3 separate regions of the Mus musculus genome follow, and all the other regions are linked to region 1. The links are chromatin loops, found by intact Hi-C in ENCODE. Cell type or tissue: left cerebral cortex. All regions are shown on one strand.

Region 1 (8,000 bases):
CCTCAGAGGTCCTCCAGATGGAGCTACAAATCCTTGACTTCCATTTTTCCACTCCCAAGACTCACATCTTTCTTGTTCCTTTAAGTCTTCTCTGTGCATTTCAAACCAAAGGCTTCCTCACGCTCTTGATCCAAGCAATGCTTCTTGCTTCACCCTGATGACTTACCCACTTGAATTTCACAGTTTGTTGATGTTTATCTGAACCTTTTCCTTGCTTTGTTTTATCCCACCTTTGAGGGTGAGCTGTTGTTTGGCTATTTCTTTCATTCCTCTTCTCTGGGAGCATCTTTTAAGCCCATAACAACTGAACAAATCTTCCACAGGCAGTATCTTGGGTGCATTTTACATTCTATATCCTGGCTTTCTGGGCCAATAAGACAGACTTCAGTTGCAGAATGGGAGAAATGTTTCCTTCCCTATTCTAAAGCGGCCCTTCCGACTAATTAAGGAAATATGTCAAAACAGCTCCCAAGAAGAACGCATATGTCAGCCAAAGAATTAAATATTTGAAAATGAGAAGAACCACTTGGTCCATTTCTCAATAAAGATTAAGAACAACGGGAAAGAGAAAGGTAAATGGAAGAAATAAGTTAGAATTCAATCTAGAATAAACATAAAAATCTCCAGTTAAGGTGTCAGGATGGGTGTTTAAACCTATGACTCTATTGAGATCAAGGCCATTTGGCATAAACAGACTCTTTAAACTGCATTATCAACATTTACCATTTGCTCCCAGCCAAGTCCATCAAGGAACAACAGGACATAAATGTCCATGGAACAATAAAAATGATGAGAATGGAAGTCTTTGTTGTGGTACAAACAACTGATGCAGAGGGCTTTAAAAGCAGTGGGCGGGCTAAGTGAGAGACACACAAGGGGCACATACAACACCTTTCATCAAACTCCAGCACCACAAAAGTACAAGGTAGAAAAAGAGATGCACCAATATATACAGGATAACACTGATGCTCTGTGGGGAGTCAATCCACAAGACAGAACTCAAAACCAGACTCATTATGGTTTATTTTTATTTTTGCAGCCTCTCAAAGAAAAGGGCAGAGACCTCTCACTCAAAAACTTGATGATAAATAGTACTACCTCTGCCCTGCCCAAACCAACAAGGACAAAAGCAGTTAAGAGAAACAGAGCCCCGAGAAGAACTCACTTCTCTTCAGTCCGTGCGATCATTTTGGGAACCAAGTTCCTGGTTAGGCATGGTCGCGCCCACAACCATAAGCAAGTTTTTGGGAGGCTTGCAGAAGGAGAAATGTGAGTGAGGGAAGCTTAGACAAAAGAGTGAGACCTTGTTTCAGCAGTAGTAGTAGCAGTAGTAGGGAAAGTAAAAGAGGAAGCACCATGTTCTTAGGAGTCTTACTGATATGAGAGGCATCCGGAAGTAAAGGCTACATGAACTTGGCCATCTGCCTTCAAGAATCACATAAAGAAACCTATTTAGAGATAGGATAGCTGCTCAGCTAGGCTGGATTCATGCTTTGGGTCTTCAGGATGCTCCATTCTCCTTAGTTTACTATATCTATGGTCTCTGAGAAGCAACGGATTCAATAGTAAAGATATGTAAATAGTTTGGCCTTAGGTCTCCTGGAGAGAGCACCACCACTTCTTCCTTATACCTTGTCACAACAGTGAGAACAGTATTACATCCACAATATTTTAGTCTTTTGGCTATACTTAGAAATGCTTAGAGAGTCTTCACTATTGACTTATCCAGAAAGCATCTGCTGATGCTTGCCTACGGATGACGATGTGAATAACAAAATTAGCAAGGTGAGCATGGCGTGTGTGTAAAATGCCACGTAACTATCAAGCACAGATCCATAATCAATGCTTCTCACTTTGTAGGTAATCAACACTGATATCCTTCACTACTTTTTATATGTTTGCGTACCATCTGGTAGGAGGGCAAATAAACAGACACATTATTATACTGCAGTGTGTGAGGTGATGACATGGTCTGATGAGAGATATGAGACAGGACGTGGGAGGAGCAAGGGTAGTCAGCATGTTAGCTGAGTCTCAGGCAGACACTGAATCATATACAGGAGCCACAGGAACTCAAAGCACAGTGGATTTGCATGTCAAGAAACAAAACAGATTCAGAAGAAATCTCAACCAGTTGATAAAGGGGGCAATGTCAGTTTCAATGGGAACTACCAAACCCTTGCTTTACTTTTCCTGTGTGTGTATGTGTGTATGTGTGTGTGTGAGTGTATAGAAAAAAAATCAAAGTTAAGCAGAGAAATTGATTTTTACTAACAGATGCAAAAGAAACTCTAACTCCTGTCACAAACAAATAAACTATTTTTTGCAACATCAAACAAAAGAAAAAATGGGGAGGAATGAGGAAAAAAGGAAAGAGAAAGAAAGACAGACAGACAAGACCCTTGGGCAAGAATTTTTACAATCATCCTGTTTCTAGGTCAGATTCTCTTGGTAGGAAACAAACAACAACAACAACAACAACAACAACAACAAAACCACCACCAATAACAAAAGCCCAGGCCTGGAATAAGAAGACGACGCTAGGAATGCATTCTCTACACCATCAGACTTTTAACACATGAACAGCCAGGCTAAGCAGACGTTGAAAGGAGGACTGGACTAGGGAGAATACGTTAAAAAATGACTCATAAATGAAGAATGGTGCATTCTTAGAAGGCCCCTGAGTTTACGTTAGGTAAAAGCAAAATTTAAAAGTACACAGAATGATCAAGCAATGAACCATTTTCCAGTTTTCTCCACAAGAAAACATCTCAATATGCTTTATAAAATATAATCCCATATTTTAATGTGCATAAGCAAATGAATTCTGGAATTAAAAAGAACTAAAAATCAATTCCATACAAGACAGAATGAGAGGTTGGGAATATATTTTTACAAAAAACAAATGACCTCTTTGGTTTTCTTTATCAGGTACACAGGAAGGGTGCCTTGAAATTCTAAAAATAGAACCAGGAGTGCTACTTGTGTATGTGTGTTTTAAGAACTAAAATCACCATGTAGAAAGGCATGCAGGAAGCACACTAATGTCATTAAAATATAATTGGACTTGCAGGAACAATCACTGTGCTGTGCTGTAAGGGGAGCTGTTGGCACGTGCAGAGCACAGAGCCAGCGTGAGCTCATCAGCCGGTCTCGGCAAGACCCACTTCCAGCTAGAAGCAGCCATGTTGCAATCCCTCGCATCCCTGATGCTGACAAGCTAAAGGACTTGTTTTGTCTCTGGAAATTCGTCTCTGGTGATTAAGTGCTTACAGTGAATACCGATCACATGAAAGAACAGTTCTGAAGAATCCGAATGAGTGCCCTGTGTCCTCTACCTGCAGCCCTGGCTTGTCTTTGAATCTAGATAGCGCTAGGCAGGGCGACTGCAAACTAGAATCAAGGAAGCATTCCCCACCTCCTCTACCCCACGTAACAAATATATTCCCCAACTTTTAGTAGAGGGCACAGTGTAGAGACAAGAAATCCTCTTTAACCTCTGGACTCTAAATCAAATATTATTACAATAAAGCAAATGTTTTAAAGGTTAGGAGTAATCATATGGATGAATCTGCAGCAAGAGTTTGAGAGTTAGTAACTATCTGTGTCCTCAAGTCCCAGGTTAAAAATTTACCCAAAATTGTCAGTTCTTAGGAACTGCACCTCAGATTAAAATCTTCTCACCAGGGATTCTCTAAGAATTTGCTCTTGTTTTAAATCGTAAGTGCTTGTAAAACTGCCAGCCCTGCAAAACTGGAGACCATTAAACAATATAAAGCAGTGAGTGATTAAACCCACCAAATACACACTCAAAGCAGCTTATGCTACTTTTTAATTAAAAATAAGAGATCATTGGCTAAATTCACATGTCTTAGCTATCCAGAAATTAGTAGTCTGCAAATGCAAACTGTTACCGAGAAAGGCATGCACAAAACCACACACAAGGTAAGAGGTGGACTGGATGGAGCTCTGAGTCCAAGGCCTGAAGTTGACCTAATTTACCCAGGGCATACCCAGACATCTCCAAGCTGCAGTGTGAGGACTCCATGTGGCATCATTAGCAGAGGCCTCCAAGGAGACAAGGTGTCCACCTTCTTGTCAGGCAATGCGTTAGATCACAGCATATCGAGGCACTGAGGCATGAGGTGTGTAGATGACTAGTGGAGGTGTTACTGCTATTCTTAAATACCCCTTAACCTAACCAATAAGCATTTCTTGAAATAACCATAAGCTCTTGGTGAAAGAAGCCCAGGAACTTAGGAGTTAATGGCATCACTTGAGACAGAAAGAAATTTTTTACTGCAAAGTTAGAAGTAAATAAACATTGCAGCTTTAAGTTGTTCCTACTTGTTTAAAGTCAAGAAAGGCCAGGGGGCTTAGTCAACTTCAGGCAAGGGGCCAAAACTGTGAAGATGAGATTTAAGGCTGGGATGATATCATTCACTATGAAGTCTGCTCTTTCTGAAGCATGAGAAGTTTTACTGGTGAAACCTTACCTCAACTACAGCTTTTTATTTTTAACCTCTGTTTTCTTCCCCTCTCAGGAATGATTTTCCAAATATGCTCCCTGTCTTATATGGAAAGTTTATAAATTTGCTTTCTGTATTAGACATGGTCTTACCTAAAAAGCTTGCCCTAAAGTAAAGAACCGGCACTTGGTAACTACAAGAGTATAAGACATGATACTCATGTTTAATCACTTCTGCCACCGCTGCAGGTCTCGTCACTTCAGAATCATCCATTGGTAGCTCTAAATTCTCCTGGGGGGGGAAAAAAAGCAGAGACTAAGCCAAACTGTGTATGTCAATGAATACAGAAACAACAACAAAACCCAAGTGCACACATGGAAAGAGAAGGGTGAGAGCTTCTCCTTGCAAATGACCAGTTAAGTTCAAGGTTAGGAGGTAAGAAAAGGGAGAGCTACCCACACAAACATTGAACATTTGAGTTCTAGGTAAACAGTAATGCCAGAAAACATTAACCGTAAGTAATTCCAGATTGTTCTGGGGGAAACAAAGCAGCTCTGAGTAGAGAAATAAGATGGGGTTTGGGGTGGGAGCAGGGTTGGAGGCAAGGGTGAGAGCAGGGGTGAGTGCAGGGGTGGAGGAAGCACAGAGAACTACTGAAGCAACAACTCTGAAGTTTCCACTGTATGATTTTTAGCAACAAGAGTTGTGAAAGCTAAAAAACCACCCTAACAACTGAACAGAGGCCAGGAAATGCCCCTACAGGTTCTATTGTACTTGCCCAACGATGACTCATTGTATGCTCAACAATCCCTAGTTCCATTTGGAATAAGTTATTTTGCAAGAGTCTGAGTTTGTTAGGTGTATTTCAGATCCCAAGTGATCCTGTTTTCATTATTTTGTGTATCTTTGGTACAGCTCAACAATAAATCTTGATTTAGGGAATGGTCATCAGCACATGCCACCATGAAGTTAATTAAACAAGGCTGTGTAAGCAGAGATGGCGAAAGTCATTCCACTTCCCAAGTAATTGTTCTTCGCAGGCTGCTTCTTTCTCATCATACATGAATTAAGGGATGGAAATGGAGAGGAGCCTGAGGAAAAGAAAGTCCAGCGACAGGCCCAAAGTGGGATCCAGCTCAAGGAGAGGACCCAAGACCTGACACGACTACTGAGGCTATGAAGCACTCACAAAAAGGGACCTATCGTGACTGCCCTCTGAAAGGCCAAACAAGCAGCTGAAAGAGTCAGATGCAGATGCTTGCACCCAAGCAGCTGGCCCGCTGTTGAATTAGGGAAGGCTGAAAGACGCTGAGGAGAAGGGCCATCCTGTAGGAGGACCAGCAGCCTCAATTAATCTGGATCCTTGAGATCTCTCAAACACTGGACCAACCAAACAGATGGCATACACCAGCTGATATGAGGTCCACAACACACATACAGTAGAGGAATTCCAGGTCTATGCTCATTCAGAGATGATGTACTTAACCCTCAAGAGACTAGAAGCCCCAGGGAGTTTGGAGGTCAGGTGAGGTGGGGGATGTGGCCATTCACGTGGAGACAGGGGTGTGGGAAGGAGTTATGGGATGTGGAACAGTCGGCAGGTGGACGGAATGGGGGAATAAAAAACATGCAGTGTAAAAAATAAATTAATTTAAAAAATAATGTGATAACAATCATAGTTAGAATAGAAAGAGCTTTAAAATGTACAAAATAGAAAAAGACTATTATTTTTATGATGTGTCACTTAAGAAAACAACGAATTTTTCTTTATGTCTAGAAGCAACTGATCGGGCATGTTGAATCAGGGTTGCTGGGTTCATCCCTGCGCATTTACTTATTTGGGCTGGCAAATTTCTCTTTTGAAATTAAATTAGTAGGAAGAATGAAGCAAGAAGGTTTGGCTCATTTCAGCTTCTCATTAAAACAGCAACAATGAACCATCAGAAAGAACTACAGAAGAGACTGCAAACTTTATCAATATGAAATCAGGTTGCCTGTGGAGATAAGAAAGAAGGGAGCTGCTCTCCAGATCGGTATTGCCTTTCCTAACTCCCATTCACAGGCAGTTCCCTGGGAGACACTACAGCACATACAGTCACAATGAGAGATATTTATACAAGAGTTGTCACCCAGCATCTGTAAACATATCAATTAAATACAATGAATTAAATAATCAGTGAGAAATCATTCAACTAAATATTCCAAGTACAATTAATGCAACAATAAAAGAGAGGTGTTCTTTTCCTGTTTATTTAATTTTAGCCACAAGTATCAAGATCTGTTGCAATAAATTTTTAACCAAGTTCTTTCTCTTTGCTTCACAACTGGGTTATTTCACATTTATAATTTCTTTTCTTTCCCAACATAATAAAAGAATTGAAACTTGGTATGAGTCGGATCTTAAGGGTCCCCAGAGGGCCAATTGTTAAAGGTTTGGTTGTCATATATGATACTGTTTAGAAGTAGAACCTTTAAGAGGTAGGTTTTCAGTCATGTTTGCTAGTGCTATAACTTGATAGATCTTTTTGTTGAAGTCAGTTTTTCAGTATTTCTTAAATTTAAAAAGATATTTACTCACTGATACAGTTAGTGGTTTCACTATTGGAAATCTGAACCACAGAAAAACCAGAGTATACGGACATAGAAGTTAGGATATTCGCTGCAGCTGAATTTAGAAGGAGTAGTACATGATCAACCTAAAATATTTAGCAATAAAGATTAAAAAAAAAAGCCAGGTATAAGGTAGTTCTGCAATGGCATATGGTGAAGGCATTAAGTCTACAATGACATAGCACAAGATGGCAAACTCTCTGTAAGTGAAAATCTGAAGGACCATATGATATATAACATGGCTCAGTGGAGAACGTACAGTGTGGAGAAGAGGTATATATGGGTGTGCCTACAGCTCTGAAAAATGGAATCCTTGCTTATCCTGTTGCGGGAAATATTAAAAAGAATAGCAAGTTCCTGCACTACACCCAGCTACTCTCTGCCCTGGCGGACTGGCCCAGCCATCTACTGGTAGGCAATGGCCGGCCTATTCTTATCTCGTGGAGACTCTTTCACTCAGAGCTCCAAAATCTCTCCACCCAGCTAGCTAAGTTCCCATTGGCAGGTTGATACCATGCCAGCCCTGTGCTTCAAAACTCCCACTGCCCTTTGTGGTACACATCAGGCAAAGCCACGCTTTCTCTCTGGAACCCAGTCGAACCACCTCATGAAGGAAAACACCACATAAACTTAGTTCAGAATCAATGGTCACTCAATCGCTGGGTGTGACAACTAGAATCCGAATCTTGCAAGCCATATTAAATCTATATCCTCCAGTGGTGAATCCTGGCAGATCTGCCATGAAACAAGGAGACATTCGTAGCTACATCTTGTTCTCTGCTACCTTCAGTCTAAAAGCCACACTCTCTCTCCTGCTTCCTCTCTGCCTCCGTCCAACCTGTCCAACCCAGAAGTTCCACCTACTTGCTCGGTGATTGATTCCTTTATTCATTAGGGGATAGTTCACAAGAAGTCACCTGA
Region 2 (8,000 bases), 330 kb after region 1:
TGCTCCCAGTCACGCTGATTTGGTAACTGTTCTTGTCCAATGTCTAGCTGTGTTTTCTTATCTATCCCAGGGTATGTTCTGAGAAAAAAAAATCTAAACTTATTATTATGTGTGTGAGTGGGGTGGAAACATGCATGGATGATGGTCCCCACCCCCACCCCCACCCCCAGGATTACACTCAGGACCCCAGTCTTGCACTAGGTAGCACTTTTACCCGTTGAGTAATCTCATCAGATCATGTTCTTTAGCAATGCTTATACTACTGCAGAAAAAGCAGGAAGTTTATGTGCATAAAATCATGTCCACTTCTTCAGGATCATGTCTTTTATCACAGTGAATGACAGAGAATTCTAGGTTGGCTGCCTAAAAACCAGTGTGATGCCCTTGTACAGCCCACCTCACTCTAATAAAAAAATAATAATAACCCACACCACTTAAACCTTTTCATTCATTTAACAAGTGTTATATAGCACTTAAAATACGCTGTAGACTTTGCTGGTTCGTGACATTCATAAAGATAAGTAAATCACAGCGTTTGGCTGGCCTGGAAGAGCTCCTGAGACAAACCGTTGCAGCCTCTTGTCTTGTTACAGCGCTGGAACCCGGAGTAGCTGTGTTTTGTGGGAGCCCAGAGAACAGTAAGCTTCCCCGGGGAAGTGGGATGAGGGGGCTTCCCACAGAAGATACCATCTGCAGTGTGCAAGGAGGACTGAACTGCAACACTCCCATCAGAAAGGTGTGTTCTCAGCTTGGGAACAACAGGAGCAAAGCTGTGCTAGCGAGTGCTGGAAATCCTGTCTAGGGAGCTGAGCCAGGAAGAGGAGGCAGGCTTTATGGCCCTTCATAAAGCAAGGATGGAACCAAATCAATTTCTTAAAACCAGCTTCAAAGCTCTAGAGAGGCCGTGTAGGATCGCAGCTACTTATTGCTTTTTCTTTTAAGAAATTGTTTTTTGGATTTTCATGTCCGTTCATTTAGAGATATTCTATCGGTTGGTTTGAGTGTTTAGAAATGATTTTCAAATACCATCCAGATCAACACTAGATAAACCCAGCAACAGGGCCTAGCTTTGAGATTTCTTTTCACCTGTTCACCGAGGTCTCAAACAAGAACAGTGTGTAGAAACCACGGAATGGCTTCCTAATACAATCTATGAGTTAACTCAAGGAGTCTGCCCAATGAAGGAGAGGTTAAGTGACTTGATTCGAGCACACTGATTTGAGGCATCTTGTCCCTTTCCTGTTTTGCAATCGAATTTTCCCACACAACCAGATCTAGGCATGAGGTCTCACCTGCCTGTGCCCATTTTTCTATCTGTAAGATGGAGTTAGCACATTTAAGTACTTAGAAAGCTGAATTCTGAAATCTTTGGCTACTGTGGTTATTAGTGGACATATTAGGACATTTCAGTAACCCTCTCCTGCCAGCTCTACCAACATGAAATCCATCTTATCTGAAGGTAAACAGAAAGAAAGGCATCCCACCAAGAGATTATAAAGCTTCCAAAAATAGCAGAAGAAAGGAAAGTCTATTTTTCTCATGAGTTAAAAAAAAAAAGGAGGAAGATATTTTTCTTAAACTATGTGTCTGTGGCTCTCAGAATTTAGCACATGTAAAAAGCACTTATGAGATCTCCTAAAAACAAATCCCTAAACAGAGTCCTCTCTACCACATAGTCAGGATCTGATTTTAGGTCTGACTTGGCCTGCTTGGTAACTCGGGGTCTCACCATGGACCCAGACTGGTCTTATCTGCTGTCTCAGCCTAGGAATTGCTGAGCTTACAGGCTTGTGCCACCATGACTGTCTGGTAGCTGTTTTCAAAGAAAAGGAAAAGCATTTCTCCAGTTAGCCATGGGAGCTGCCAGCTGAAGTCTTCCATTACTCAAGCCCAACTGGAGCCCATACTTGATTCTCTTTCTTGTTCTGTTGGCTCCAAACCATTGCCTATATTCATTCCTCCATGTCCACAAATTTCTGAAACTGCCTGTTTATCTTCCTTTAGGAGTAGGGAAGAATGGCTTCCCACCTTTTCATCCTTAAAGAAGAGCCACAGTGGCTCATAGCAATAGCAGGGATGTGTTATAGTGTGGGAGGTGGGTGGCCTCCCAGCCTTTCTTGGTTATCTCGCTGCTGTCCTGAGGCCTTTCTGTGTCTGTGTGTATGTGTGGGGGGATGTCTGTATGTCTCTATGTGTTTGTCTCTGTGTGTGAGCCTGTGTGTGTATGTGTGTTTCTGTGTGTGTGTCTGTGTGTGTGTGTGTGTGTGTGTGTGTTTGTCTGTCTGTCTGTCTATATGTGGGTGTCTGTGTGTGGGTGTCTCTCTGTGTACTTGTATGTGTGTCTCTGTCTGCCTGTGTATGTGTATGTCTGTGTCTGTATGTGGGTGTCTCTGTGTGTATGTATGTCTGTATGTGTGTCTCTGTGTGTTCTTGTGTGTGTGTGTGTGTGTGTGTGTGTGTATGTCTGTGTGTATATATCTGTGTGCGTGTCTATGTCTGTGTGTATTTGTGTGTGTCTCTCTGTGTGTGTCTGTGTCTGTGTGTGTTCCCTTATAAAATTAGTGTAAGAACTGAAAAGGAGAAATGAACTAATAGGATGGAAAGATTTTCATTCCTCTCTCAAAGAAGCCTCTCAGCTGGGCGCCCCAACATTTTATAGACATTACACAGCAGAGGGGCACTGGGGAACCCTGACCTTTGGACCCACTCGGCTCTCAGGGGTGCATGAAACTGATACACTAAGCTAGTCTGAGACATCCTATGTCACTGAAGGATACCACGCCAAGGTTTTCTCTCCAGCATGATGATGCTCTATCTCTCTCCTGCTTCCCTGAGGTGGGCCACTGGGTGTTGTCCACTCCTGGGACTGGATCCTACTTCCAGCCCCACCTCCCATAGCTCCACTTCCAGGCAGCAGGAGGCCTGAGGCTCCATCCCCACTGCTGGTGGGCTGATCAGACCTAGTGAGACAGTGCCCTGGACTGCTTGGTTCTGCTCTTTCCCAATCTGTTCAACTCACTTGCCTGCTGCCAAGACTGCTCTTTTCTGCTGGCTCTGAACCAGTAAGTGCCCTGGGCAGGGACCCAGCCTCTGGAGCCATGCCCAGTGCTTGGTCCAGTGCTTGGCCCACTGCCCAGGAGTCGTCAAGAGTCTGGTCTGGGTATGTGTCCTTTCAGCTGCTTGTCCTATAGTCTTCTCCTTGGAGTGGTAGGATGGGAGACATCCATCCTTGTCATTTTTAGCCTACCCCAAAGCTTCTTTTTGCCCTTACAATAGAAATGGGCCTGATGTAGTTACAGGCACTAGCTAATTGGGGTTCTGGGACTTTTAAAGGCATTGGGGGATTCATCGTGAGCCCTCTAGTGTTCATAAAATGTTTTAGAGGGCTTTGGGGCCCTGAGTGGTGGATTCTCCAGGAACCACAGCCTGTGTGTAGCCTCAGTTTGAATGCCTATTCTAGAACATCTCTACCCTTGAGATCATTTGGTAAAAATAACCTTTCTGAGATGGGATATTGGGGAAATAAATAAAGGCTACCTTGGGCCTTAAAGACCATGTGAGTGGCCATCAAAGCAGACAATCTGTGTCCCTAGGGTGGTATCCACCACTCCACAACCACATACTGGAGCTCCAGAGGAGGCCCGATGAGACAAAACTCTGGAGGTGGGGGTGCTTTGTAATGATAGAGAGAAGAGACAAGGAAAAGATTTACAAGGCTCCCAAGCACAGAGACTCGATACACACACACACACACACACACACACACACACACATTTGAAAGAAATCAGGAAATTATAGAAAATAAACATTCTATGTAGCCACTAGGTGGGTGGCCATCGCATGTGCTGCAGACCTCAGACATTTAAATCAGAGCAGCCTAAGCCTTCCATATCTAATTCCCAGAGGCCATCTTGAACTGAGTTAGTATTGTTTATTAACAAAACCAGAACTTCTTTTTTTTCTTTCCTAAAAGCGGCACTTGGCTTTCAGACATAAATCTATATGGAGGAAATATAACTTTTCCCCAAAATCATAAGCAAGATTTTTTCGGAACTCTGTTTCCACCTGTAAACAGCAGGATACCCAGTCTGGGTTTTTAGAAAACAAGTCTAGGTTGCAGAAAAGACAATTAGAAAAAAAAAAAATCTCATTTTACCTTATATTCAGCAGATTTGGAAAGAAAGAACTACAGGACCCCAAAACACATCGCATGCTCAAAAATAATTGCCAGAGTGAGAGACCAGCACAATCTCTGACTTGGGCACATCTGACACAGTGGCATGCCTCCCAGTTATCTCAGTGACAAGTCCTGGGCAAAGTGTCACGTGGAGCATTATTCATCTAATCCCCACTTTGCTATGAACTGGAGATACTTTCCACATTCCACTCTTCAAACGTCACTATAAAGTCTTTAAGTCACAGGAGTGAAATTAAACATCCTGCCATGGGCAATGGGAATCGAAACTATGACCCCCCTAGTCTAGGATGCAAAGCCTAGCTTCATTCCAGACCAGTTCCAGATGAAGTTAAGTCCAAGCTGTAAACTTCCCTTTACTATCTTCATGGTCAAAGAAAGTTCATGACAACTTTAGAAGGGAAAATGGCTACTCTGCTAGTGTGGTTACTAAGACATCAAACTATAATTATTATCAAGAGTTTGCTAATTTATTTAGGATTTTAGAGTATCTCCTATCTAATCTTATCATACAACGCATTCTTGGCTAAACACATAAATTATGTATCAACACAGGTTTGAGGGTTTTTGTTTTTGTTGTTGTTGTTGTTTGCTCCTGTTGTTTGTTTGTTTTGTTTGTTTTTTGTTTTTTGAGCTGCAGCAGCAAGCCTTAGACATGTGAAAACATGTTACAGGATAGACATCAAGAGCAGCTGGAATAATCTCAGATTAAACCTGGCATCTTCTCAAACAAGCACCTTCACCTAGCAGGTAGCACTAAGCACTGCTTACGGAGAACAAGCAGGAATCACACAGAGCCCGGCACACAGAGCAGGGTGCATCAGTGTCAAACATACGGAGATTTGGATTCAATAAGTTCCAAACAGAAGCAAGAATCTCCGTTCCTTCCTCCAGCCCCTCCCTCTCTCATATCCCACCCTGCTCCCAACAGGGAATGAAAATTTTGACCTAAATTTGCTAGCTTGTTGAAAATGATTCTATCTTTCTTGTTACAAACTCACTTGAAGAAAAACTGTAGAATTTTGAACTTAGAGAACCAAAAATTATCTTAAAAGAATGGATTTTTGATCATTTAAATTCACATCATATTTCTTTTCCTTTGTCTATCTGGTGTTCAATGATTTAAAAAAAAAAAAAAAAATCTAGCCTAAAGCTAACCAGCAATCTGCCTAGAAAACTTGTCTTAACAAGCTAGGAAAAAACCAAAACCAACAACAACCAAAACAAAACGAAACAACAACAGACCAATAGCCTTACCTCTGTTACAGAAGAAATATACACAAGTATTAACTTTATACAAACAAGGTTGAAATGGGTGGGGTCCTTTTATTGACGTCCAGTTGTCACTGTCATTGGGAAATGTTACAGGCAGCTTCCAGTGTGTGTAGATAAATTAGGACGAGTGGAAGTGCTGAGTAACGATGCTACTTTCTGTATACCAGCTATAAACGAAGGCCTGAAAACCCTGAGCCATGTACTTGAACCGCTAAAACAAGGGGGGAGGGGAGCCCAGAAAACTAAGAGAGAAACATGTTGAGATGGGAAATTAATGAACAGAAATGGCATTCAGGCATGTCAAAAGATAAAACAGATTTAGTTTTTGGAAAGAGATCTAAACCTAGTAAACAGGGCCAAGTCTCATGAATTGCAAAAATTACATCATGTACAATCATTTTAGCAATAAATTTATTTTAACCATCGATAACTAAAGGTGGTTATTTTAGGAGAACGGAGTCAATACATTTGTTTTCCTGAAGCAGGCAGGGGCAGTATTGTGCTACTCCTGAACTTCATAAATATTCATTAATTTTTAAAGCACTCTGGTTAGCTTTGGCTATTAGCTATACAGATATTTTGCCCTTAAATAAAAATAATTACAATAATTTCATTATTTAAAATGTAACTAGCAAAACCAAAAAAAAAAAAAAAGACTATACTTTCATTAGTAAAGTATATAATCATTAGAGAATATATATATTTTTTCAAAGGATTCTGTTCTAATTGAATTCCTGGGGTAAAATTCTAATAACCATACTGACTAAAATAACCTAAATGTAACCGAAAGTAAATTGAAAATACTTTTTAAGTCTTTTTTTCAAATGAATCTCCACTTTCAAGAATACCATAGTGACCCAATTACCTGTGACGGGACCCAGTTGTTTGCCATTCTTCTGCATTGCACCCCCAGTATTTCATAGTAGACTGTCTTCACAAGCCCAGTGCCTCCCATCCCCAAAGAATCCAGTGAACGGTTAGTGATATTTACCTTACAAAGTAACCAAAGCCAGATGCGCACAGAGCTCACGTCGCTGAATAAAGAAATTGTTTCCTTGTGATCACTCTTGAAGGAGAAACAGGAAACTATGGAAATTATTCTAGTGAAACTAGGAAATCGAAGACAGAAACGCCAACTAGTTTTATTTGTAAATAAACCCAACTGTATGAACCATGCATACCTTATTCTGCTAAAGCCCTTCAGCCTTTATAAATCAGGCTTTTTACACTATGACAGATTAACAACCAGGAGGAAATATTCCTGCATATGGAATCATAGATGGAGTCCTCCACCTCGCCTCGATTCACAGCTTTCATTGTGGTACATGTCGAGTCACATTTGTAGACTATGAAGAAATAAATAAATAAGATTAAAATATAACCTTAAGAAAAGAAGTCTGGATAATTGAAAATTTTTTGAAGCAGGGCCAAAGGAGAAAAATTCACTCTAGAGGGCAACTGTATATTCAGCAAAACACATTTTCCCTTGTGCTTTGGGTGTGGCTTCTATGTGTGGGACTACATATGTGTGAGGGCATCCTGCCTTATGATTGGAGTTAAATCTATGTATTTGCCAAAAGCACATTCCAGGCCTGAGAAATGCCTCTGCTACCCAGAGTCCTTAGGTTGGCATTCTGTCCTCCGTGGTCGTTACTTGGTTTGGTCCATGTCTGAGGTAAACTGAGCCCTGGAGGCTAGTACAACTTCCTTGTTTAGGTTAGTTTGAAAAACAAGAAAAGTGTCTTCTTGTTATTGAAGATCCACGCCTACAGGCTAATTTTTCTAAACACATAGTCAGCAGACCAGCAAGAAGAAAAACTTAGCTCCTGGCTCTCTAAGTGGATTCAACTTCCTCCCCGTTCCAGCAAGGGTAGAGTTGGATAATTTCTCTTCGGAGATGTTTATTTCCACTCAAATTTATTTTTGAGGATAGGGAAGAATACTGCTGTCTCTTCTGTGGATACGACTCCAATTCAAGGAGCCAGGCTTTGGTCTGCCCACTGTTGAGACACTGGACCCTTGTGGTTACCCGTGTATAACCTTGGAAATGGGGGGGTATCACCCCCATTATCTAAGGTCCTGGATTTGAATGCAGTAGCTCTAGCCCCCAGAAATTAAATCCAAAGTCAGGATCAGCAACTCCTTTCATCAGCCCCTTGCTGGAAAAACTGTGGTGCCCAAGCTTCAAGAAGGCCCATTCCCTCTCAGTTCTTTCAGGCCCACCCAAACTGAGCAGGATGGAATGTCTAAACGTATGTATGAAAGGGAAAGGGTTCATCCCAGCTGCCTTGTCCACTCCTCACCCTAGCTTTGGGGGTAGCACCAAGCATCTAAGTGGGGAGCAACTGTAAACCACAAACACCCAAACCAGGTGCCTGGCAACTTAAACTATAGAGGAGAGCTGAAAGGGCACGGAGTCTGAAGTTTAGAGAGTTCATCTTGGTATCTGAACAGACCCACTAAGGACAGAAATGGTTATATCCCAGGATTCCCCTTGTGTGGCAGTGTGAAGTCTCAAAATTCATTTTAT
Region 3 (8,000 bases), 420 kb after region 1:
TTTAACCTTCTGCTGTTTTATTTCTGTCACTTGCTATCAGAACCCACAAACTCCATTTCTTTCCTTTCCATCTATCTCTGCATCTCCATATGCATTTTTATGATCCTACTGCTAAATGCTTAAAGCTGTGTGCAATAGAAAGGTATGCTTCCTCATTTGAATGTTATTTCCTTTCCTTAGCATAACCGTTACTCCTCTATTCATGCTTTTCTGAGGTCTCCATGTCCTACCCCAATGGCACCTCTCTTCCCCTGTCACCTCCCATTTGAAGCTCATCTCTTCTCTCAACCGGATTTCTACTCTGTCTGATTTTACAGCCAAGGATCTTTAACAAAATAAAGGATGGAGTCTATCAGAAACCAGGTTGCGTGTGTCTTGAGAAACTTTTGCGCATTCACTGAAATGAGATTAGGGACTTGGATCCAAAAATATTCTCCGGGAGTTTTCAGCTTGGGCACAGCTTTGCACATCTTGGGCTCTGCGGCCTATTCTGCTGGGCAAATACAGGGATGTCTTTCAGGGCCTTCTCTGAATCTTTCCAGTCCAAGGGTCAAATTGAAATGACATTGCCCATCCAAACTATAAAAGCAGGCCGAGTAGAGAATGCCTGGGCCCCTGGTCTGCTGCAGGTCTGTGCAGAGTACTGGGGAGGTAGGGACCCAGGCCTTGGGCCACTGCGGTCCCACGAGTCGGTCTCTTGACCTCTTTGGGAAGGGGAGGGGGTGTAGTCCCCTCTTAGACAGGAGGCAGACGCCAGGGAGGGTGGTCCTTTGGGATTCAGGGCTTGACTTCAGAGCCGGCGACAGCACCTCAGCGGGCGCCCCAATGGGAGGCACGGTGCCTCCCAGGGAGAGACAGAGGTTCGCTCAGTCCTTGAGCCAGAAGGTCGAGGGTTCAGAGCGGGCGTCCCCGGCCTGCTGGCCCTCCGGGAACGGGATTGGGGCGACACCCCAGACAGGAGGGATGAGATCAACCGCGGGTACGGACCCGGGGTGCCTGGCCGGAGAGGAGCGGGAGAGGAGGTTGGCGGGACCCCGGCGCCGGGTCCGCGGGTCCGCCTGTGGACTCGCCGGGCGCCCCGAAGTCTGGGGCCGCCGCGACTCCCGTTCCGCAGTCGCTGCCAGGCACTCCAGGCCGCACTTTCCCCTCCTCCCCGCGCCTTCTCTCCAGTGAGGAGCCGGGCGCGGGCGGCGCGGGGGGCGGGGCGGCGGCGGAGGGAACAGCCAGTTGTTTAAAATCCTTCTAGAGCAGTTTCTAATTCCCCCCTAGCGCCCGGGTTCGGAGGGGGAGGGGGGAAGGAGAGCGGGAGGGGGAGCGCGGCGGAGAGGGAAGGAGGGAGGGAGGGAGGGAGCGGGAGAGGGAGGGAGGGAGGGAGGAGACTGCCGCTTAGGCCGAGCCGCCGCCGCGCGCTCCGGCAGGCCGGAGGGAGGGGAGGCCTGTCAGTCTCGCGCGTTGCCAGGGCGAGGAGGGCGGAGCTCTGGCGTGGGGCGGCCAATGGTGGGGGTGGCTGCGTGGGTCGCCATGGGGACGGGGCTGTTCCCGGGGAGGCTGTGATGGGTTGACAGGTGCGTGACAGTGGGAGCTGCTCTCGGCACAAGCATGTACGGCAAAGGCAAGAGTAACAGCAGCGCCGTCCCGTCCGACAGCCAGGCCCGGGAGAAGTGAGTGTCTCCGCGCCGCAGCCACCTCCGCCTTCGCACGCGCGCACACTCGCGCACGCACTCGCACTCTCCGGGAACCGCAGCCACACGGCCGCCCCGCCGCGGGGGAGCCGGGGGTGGGCTGCAGGGGGAGGCGCGGGGCGGGGGCGCGCGGCTCCGGGGAGCGGCCGCCTGCCTCCACGGGGGAGCCCCCCGGGTGGGTGGCCGCGGGCAGCGGGCGGCGGGAGGGACGCGCGTGGCGGGGGGACGGCGGCGGCGGGGATGGAAACTTGTTTGGGTGGTTGAGGGGAACCACCCGCGGCTTCACCTCCTCGCAAAGTAACTTTGGAGCTGTGGTCCAGGACGGCCGGGCCGCGGCGCGCGGCGGGCCTGGGGGGCGCGGGCTGCGGGGCGGCCGGGGTCCGGCGGGGCCGCGGCGGGGGCCCGCGAGCGTGGAGAGGGGAGAGGACGGCGGGCCGGGCGGGCGGAAGCGGGGCCCCGCGGGGCGCGGAGGGCAAGTGCGGGCGTGGGCCGGGCGGGCGGGCGGGCGCAGAGACGCGGGTCCGCGGGTTCTCCCGGCGCAGGCCGAGCTGGCTGGCGGGCGGGTCCGGGGCGGCGGGGGAAGTTTGGGAGTGGGAGCGCCGAGTTCCCGGAGGGAGAGTGTGTGCTGGCCCGCGCGGGGTCGGTCGCGAGAGCTTGGCGCTCCTGCCTCCCGCCGCACACCGGCTCGGCGGCGGCCCCAGAACTTTTTGAGACTTGCGGTGTCCCCGGGGGTTGGTGGCCGCGGGCGCGGAGGGCAGGTCCCGTGGGCCGTGGCGGCGCCGCGAGGAGGGCTGCCCGCGGTGTGGACCCGACGCGGGTCGGCGTGGGGGCTGCGGCAGAGATGCTGGGCACAAGCCGCTCCGCTGGGTCGTGGGGGATACAGGTGGTAACTTCGGTGGGAACCCGGAGGACGTTGGGGAGCCGAGGTGCCACGGTCGCGGCACGCTGCGGAGCAGGCTAGTTGGCTGCTATTCTTGTGTACTTGTAACGGCGATTTGGTTGTTACTAAAATGAGAGCGAATAGTGACTCTGACACCGAGGAAGAACCCTCCCCCCCCCCCTTTTTCCTATGTGCAGATGTTCAGACTGATTCCCTGTACTGGGTCTGCTGGGGGCGGGGGGGGGGCGTCAAGCTTATCCTTGTCATTGAACATACTGTCTTGCTGAGGGGACTCAGGCTGGGGGAGAGCAAGTCCTTCTCAGAGGTACTCTGGGTCTCTTGCATACAAAAACAGCTTGGTAAATAAAAAAATCCAAATGTGTAGGCTACGGAGTTTACCCCCCTTGCTTAGGCAGTTAGTCATACCCTTGAAAGTTTGTTGTGCCCCAGGGAGGGGAACATGTTCTAATCTTTGTGTTGGCAGCAATACACACACAATTCCCATAGGGTTTAGAGGTGGCAGGCCCTGATGTAGGAAAACAAAACACAACAACAACAACAACAACAACAACATTAATGGAGAGATGTTTTTGATTCCTTCACCCCTGGTATTTTAAAGATCTTGCTGTGACAAGGAATATAAAAAACATACAGTGTTTATTGCCTGGTTAAGAAACTGTAGTTACTGGACTTGGAGTTCTAAAATATTACTGTGTGCTTATTAATCATTTGGCTGTAATATATCTGATAAAAACATCTGGAGGAGGATGCTTTAATGTTTATAAAATACCCGAATTTCACAGTTTGAGGAGTGAAAGGAATTGTATGTGATTCATTGAAAACAGAATCTTGTTGGGGGTTGACTGAATTTGGTATTAATTTGGGTTTTAGCTGGACTCCCATGAATAGCTGATATTCAGCCTAGTCGATTCCTTGGTCTCATGACTTTAAAAAAACAAAAATAAAATTGATTTTCAGTGCAGAGACGACAAGGGAGTTAGATTTGGTATGTTTTGGTCCTTTCCAGCTCTAATTCTGATTCTGTCACAAAAACAAGTAATTGCCACTTTACTCTCATCTGCCAAACTGAACACCAAGGAACATCATTCTTAGGAGCAAAGCGACGAGGGCTCGGCTAGATGGTGCTGTTTGATTTAAATATCTTTCTTCCATTTACTACAATTGGCAGTCGAGTTCTTAACTCGTTTTGCCTTGTGGACTAGACAGGTGAAGAAGCCACTTGAGTTGACAGTGGCTGTCTGAGTTTATTGTTTCTGCGTTAATTTCTAGCAGATCTAAGACAAACATTGAAGAACACCCTATTTTTATAGAATCAATGTCATGGGAGAGTTGATGTGATCACTGTTGTTTCTGTTTACTGATATCAGTATATTGATTGCAGAAGATGGGAAACTTAAAGTTGCCATTAAACGTATGGGGACGGATTTTTGTTTTTAATTTTGAAGGAAGCAGATTTGAAGAGTTAGCCAAGATAAATAATTCTCTAGTAAGCAACTTAAGACCGTTCCAGTCTTAAAAGTCACAATTAGTTTATATTTTAGTAATAAGTATGAGTATATCTTTATAAAACAGTTTTGCAGAATGAGTTGTGAGTAATGGCAAAGACGGAGTGAACATACTAGCTTTATAATCAAGAGTGTGTTTTCTCACACAGCTTCACAAAGGGAAAGCTGGCAGTCACTTACCTGAATTTAAGTCTTTGCTTTGTCTTGCAATAAGAAGTTACTATATAAAGTATTTGAAATTAATCCATGGCTTGTATAATTTATAAAATTTTGTTTTGTAATTCTGAACATAAAAATTGGCTAGGGTCAGGTTAATTGTGTGTTTTGTTGTTTTACAAAATAAACAGGTTAAGCCTACTCAGAGGTTTGCAAAAGGTTTAATTAGGGAGAGTGATTGAACAACCCTGGAGGAAGGTGGGCTGTTCGCATAGAAATTTTAATTCTGATCCTGATAGATTATTGCCACTGGCTTTAGTACTTCCCTTATAGCACTGACCACGATAATCAGTGTTTCTTTTGAGTAGGGAACAATACTTTTTATTTCTCTCTTAAGGTGGTTTTTTGTTTTTGTTTTTTTGTTTTTGTTTCTTTTACATTAAGAACCCTGTCTTCTAATACTGGAAGTTGCAGTTTCTTGGTGATGGATATGCCAGACTCAAAGGAATCTTTGCAGTGTGAAAAGTTCTCATTGTAAGGACATTCAAGGTTGAGTTCTATATTCTTTAGCATGGTTTTATTTAAAAAAAAAAAAAAATCCTGAACAGGAATCCAGAGAAGAACTGTTGTGTTTGCCACAGTGTATGCCAACTCTGTGTGGAGAGGTTCATCATGTTTATTTTCTCTTTATTCATATTTCTTCTTGTTCTCCCAATAATTCTGATAGGTGGCTTTTTTCCTTCTCCCTTTATGTAACAAGACAGATTCCCTGTCTGATTAAGTAACTACCCAGGGATAAGATGCTAGAAAGTAGGAGAGCTGTGCTTTCAACCAAGGTTTCTCCAGCTTTTGCACTTGTCATTGAAACTGAAAGATACAGTTTCAATGACCAGGTTACCTTCTCTATCTAGGATAGAGTGTCACCGATTTAGGAAACAGTATTACATAATCAGATATAACAGCATCAGGATTTTGTCAGCTGTGTAATCTTGACCAAGCTGCATCCTTGGGCTTATAACTTTCCATGTTGGCAGGTTGCAAGTATGTATGTGGTGTGGAAGAAGGCAGAGAAAATATTTAGAGATGGAAGTTAGAATCCTAAAATAAAGAAGAATCCTTGTCTCTTGAGACTTTCCATTTTGTTTGATCACTGACAATTTCAAATTAAGTATAATAGTTGTGAGCAGTTTATGAAATATGTTTAAGCCACACCACTAAAGAACTAGTGATAAGCCAATACATACTGATACATTTATTTATTTATTTATCTGGGTCTCGTGTGGCCCAGACAAGCCTGAAACTCCCAATGAAGCAAGGATGCCCTTCAACTTTCACCCTCCTGCCTGCCTCTAGCTCAGTGCTGGAATTATGGGCGTGTATCACCACACCCATTTTTATGTGGTGCTGGGCAGGCTCAGTACCAACCGAGCTACAGCCTCAGCTTCTCATTTGTTAACATTCTGTTAGGATACTGAAGAAGAATTTGCTAGGAATTGAAGATGGGCATGAGAGACACATGGTAAACAGTAACTTTTATCAAGGAGTTATTGAACATAGAAATTAAACTGTAACATGGGGCACGGAAAGGTAATTGTGATGTTTAGATGTTGGTTCTTGAGGTGGAAATTCCGAAGTGAAGTTTACTCTGTGCTCCTTCTAAGTGGCTGCGATCTGAAGAGCATGTAAGTGCTCCTGAGTGTGAGTTCCTAGGGAGCAGGAGCTGCTGCCCTTCACCTTGATCTCTGTTTCATCATTAAAGCATCCCTACCAAGCAAAAATTATGTCTGGCTTTCTTGTTTTCGGAAAGAAATAAGGCAGGTGAAGTAATACAGATCTCTTTAGAAACTTGTTTGACGAACAGCTGACACAATTTAAGATTTCTAGTTTATTCTTTTGGGGAAGGGAAGCTCTGGGAGTCAAATTCTTGGCCTTGTGCAGGCAAAGCATATGTTCTTCACTGGTGACATCCCAGCCCACAGGATTTCTAAGGCCAATGAGAGATTGTTACAGAGACAAAACAATTTCCAGGATGTTTCCTCTAAATACAAAGTAATTTGGATCCAAAATGTCATTTTAGCTGTGAGACTTTTTTCTTTTGATGGATGTCTTTTAGGAAAAGAATAAAATAAAACCCGGTTTTTTGTTTTTGTTTTTTGTTTTTTGTTTTTAAAGGAATGAATCTAAAGAAAGAAATTGGGAATAGTGAGTTACAGGATCTCACTATGTAACTCTGGCTGGCTTAGAACTTCCTAGGTAGCCCAACCTGGCCTAAAACTAACAGAGATCCACCTGCCTCTGCTTCCCAAGTGCTGGGATTAAAGGCGTAGGCTACCAAGTCTGGCAAGTTTTAGTATTTTATGTAGAAATTTATTATAGTTCTTAAAAATAGCATTATAAATACTATAAACTATCAAAAATGTAAAATGTCTATTTTCATACTTTCAATTTGCCCATAAAAGCATCCAGGATGAAGGGAAAGATCATGAATTTGAGTGTATAGCAGTACCACATGTGGCTTACATCTCCAGCAGCTACTAAGGGACAGAATGGTGTTCTTTAAAATCAGACCATGTTCTGGAGCAGGGGCTGGATGCCCAGGTGGAGGCTGTCCAGTAGTTTCCAGTTCACCCTGTAGTTTGCAGTTCCAAGTAAAATTTGAATTTAGACTCTCCTAAGAAGCAAGGAGATCATAGCTATATATCAGTGTGGAACACAAGATTAGGACCCCACTTAAAGCTTTAAAGCTTTGAAAGTCTTTTGAGACATATGCAATAAAACATCCATAGCTATAATCATGTTTTGGCATGCTACTGTGCTAGTGACATTGTTTACTAACAGTTAATCCTTGGTAGACTTTTTTTTTTTTTTTTTTTTTTCTGAGACAGGGTTTCTTTGTGTAGCTCTTGCTGTTCTGGAACTCACTCTGTAGACCAGGCTGGCCTCAAACTCAGAAATCCGCCTGCCTCTGCCTCCCAAGTGCTGGGATTAAAGGTGTGCGCCACTACCGCCCAGCAATCCTTGGTAAACTTATGCTAAAACTTTAAATTTATTAAGAACATATTTTTTAAAAAGTGGACTTAAAATAGCTTTGCAATAATGGAATAATATGTGTTTTTTAATTTTGAAAAATAGTTTTGAATAGAAATTAATGGAAATATTCACATTTTAAGAGTGCTTTTCAGATTTTGTTTGTATTATGTAAATACAGCTTTTTGTATACGACGGAAGTTAATGGGATGATAAGGAGTTACTTGAGTCCTACACTGAAACCATCTATAGGCACTAAAAAGGTAGTACAGGGTAAAGATGACAGCCCACCCTGGTCTCTTAGCAGAAGCTGGTCTTGCCTTCCCAAGCTGTTGGTTGGTAGTACACATTGTGAGACAGTACTGCAAAGCAGGTTCAGTGGGCCACAAAACAAGGAGAGTGTTTTCATGAAGGTGTTAGAGTCAGTGGAGGCTCTGATGGATGAGTAATTTTTGTCAGAGTTAAGTTAATAACTAAAGAATTCCCAATAGTGGAGATAGTCATAGTTTCAGATAGTCACAAGAGCAGAAATGTATCTGAACTGACCTAAGCAGGCCTAATGCAGTGTCTGCTCCTGTATCATCTATATTTAATCTTTCTCGTCCATCCTTCACCTTTTAAAAGAGAAACATCAGCTGACACAATTTTCTGGTAATAATTAATAATTCTCATACTTTAAGAACTCTGATGATTGTCTGTCTTTCTCTTCCTCCCTTTCTTTCTTTCTTT

The links. A loop is a pair of places that touch in the nucleus more often than their neighbours do. Peaks named below come from ENCODE experiments on the same cell type or tissue, not always from the same donor. Only the 100,000 strongest peaks of a DNase experiment are listed, where the experiment ranks them.
Region 2: a loop joins it to region 1, with 4 times the contacts of the local background. A loop is called at or near these places in 6 of 42 quality-filtered maps.
Region 3: it touches region 1 in a loop (2.1-fold over the local background); 3 of 42 quality-filtered maps call a loop at or near these places.

What each region holds. Positions count from the first base shown.
Region 1 is chr13:91,036,229-91,044,228 of GRCm38, forward strand. It overlaps Atg10 (autophagy related 10), which reads right to left. Exons shown (of 8, transcript NM_025770.3): 4 at 4,622-4,760. Among named protein-coding and RNA genes, the nearest start is that of Gm46434, 110 kb to the left of the region's middle. In left cerebral cortex, a CTCF peak has its summit at 3,096; a DNase peak (open chromatin) is centred at 3,196; H3K4me3 peaks cover 367 bases; H3K27ac peaks cover 358 bases.
Region 2 is chr13:91,362,400-91,370,399 of GRCm38, forward strand. It overlaps A830009L08Rik (RIKEN cDNA A830009L08 gene), which reads right to left. Exons shown (of 3, transcript NR_045161.1): 3 at 6,591-8,000. Among named protein-coding and RNA genes, the nearest start is that of A830009L08Rik, 22 kb to the right of the region's middle. In left cerebral cortex, CTCF peaks have their summits at 3,353 (motif pointing left) and 5,952; DNase peaks (open chromatin) are centred at 3,092 and 5,650; H3K4me3 peaks cover 8 bases; H3K27ac peaks cover 554 bases.
Region 3 is chr13:91,459,588-91,467,587 of GRCm38, forward strand. Ssbp2 (single-stranded DNA binding protein 2) reads left to right here and starts at 1,510. Exons shown (of 17, transcript NM_024272.4): 1 at 1,510-1,661. The coding sequence starts at 1,600. In left cerebral cortex, a CTCF peak has its summit at 3,687; DNase peaks (open chromatin) are centred at 518, 1,242, 1,474, 2,631 and 2 more places; H3K4me3 peaks cover 3,247 bases; H3K27ac peaks cover 2,041 bases.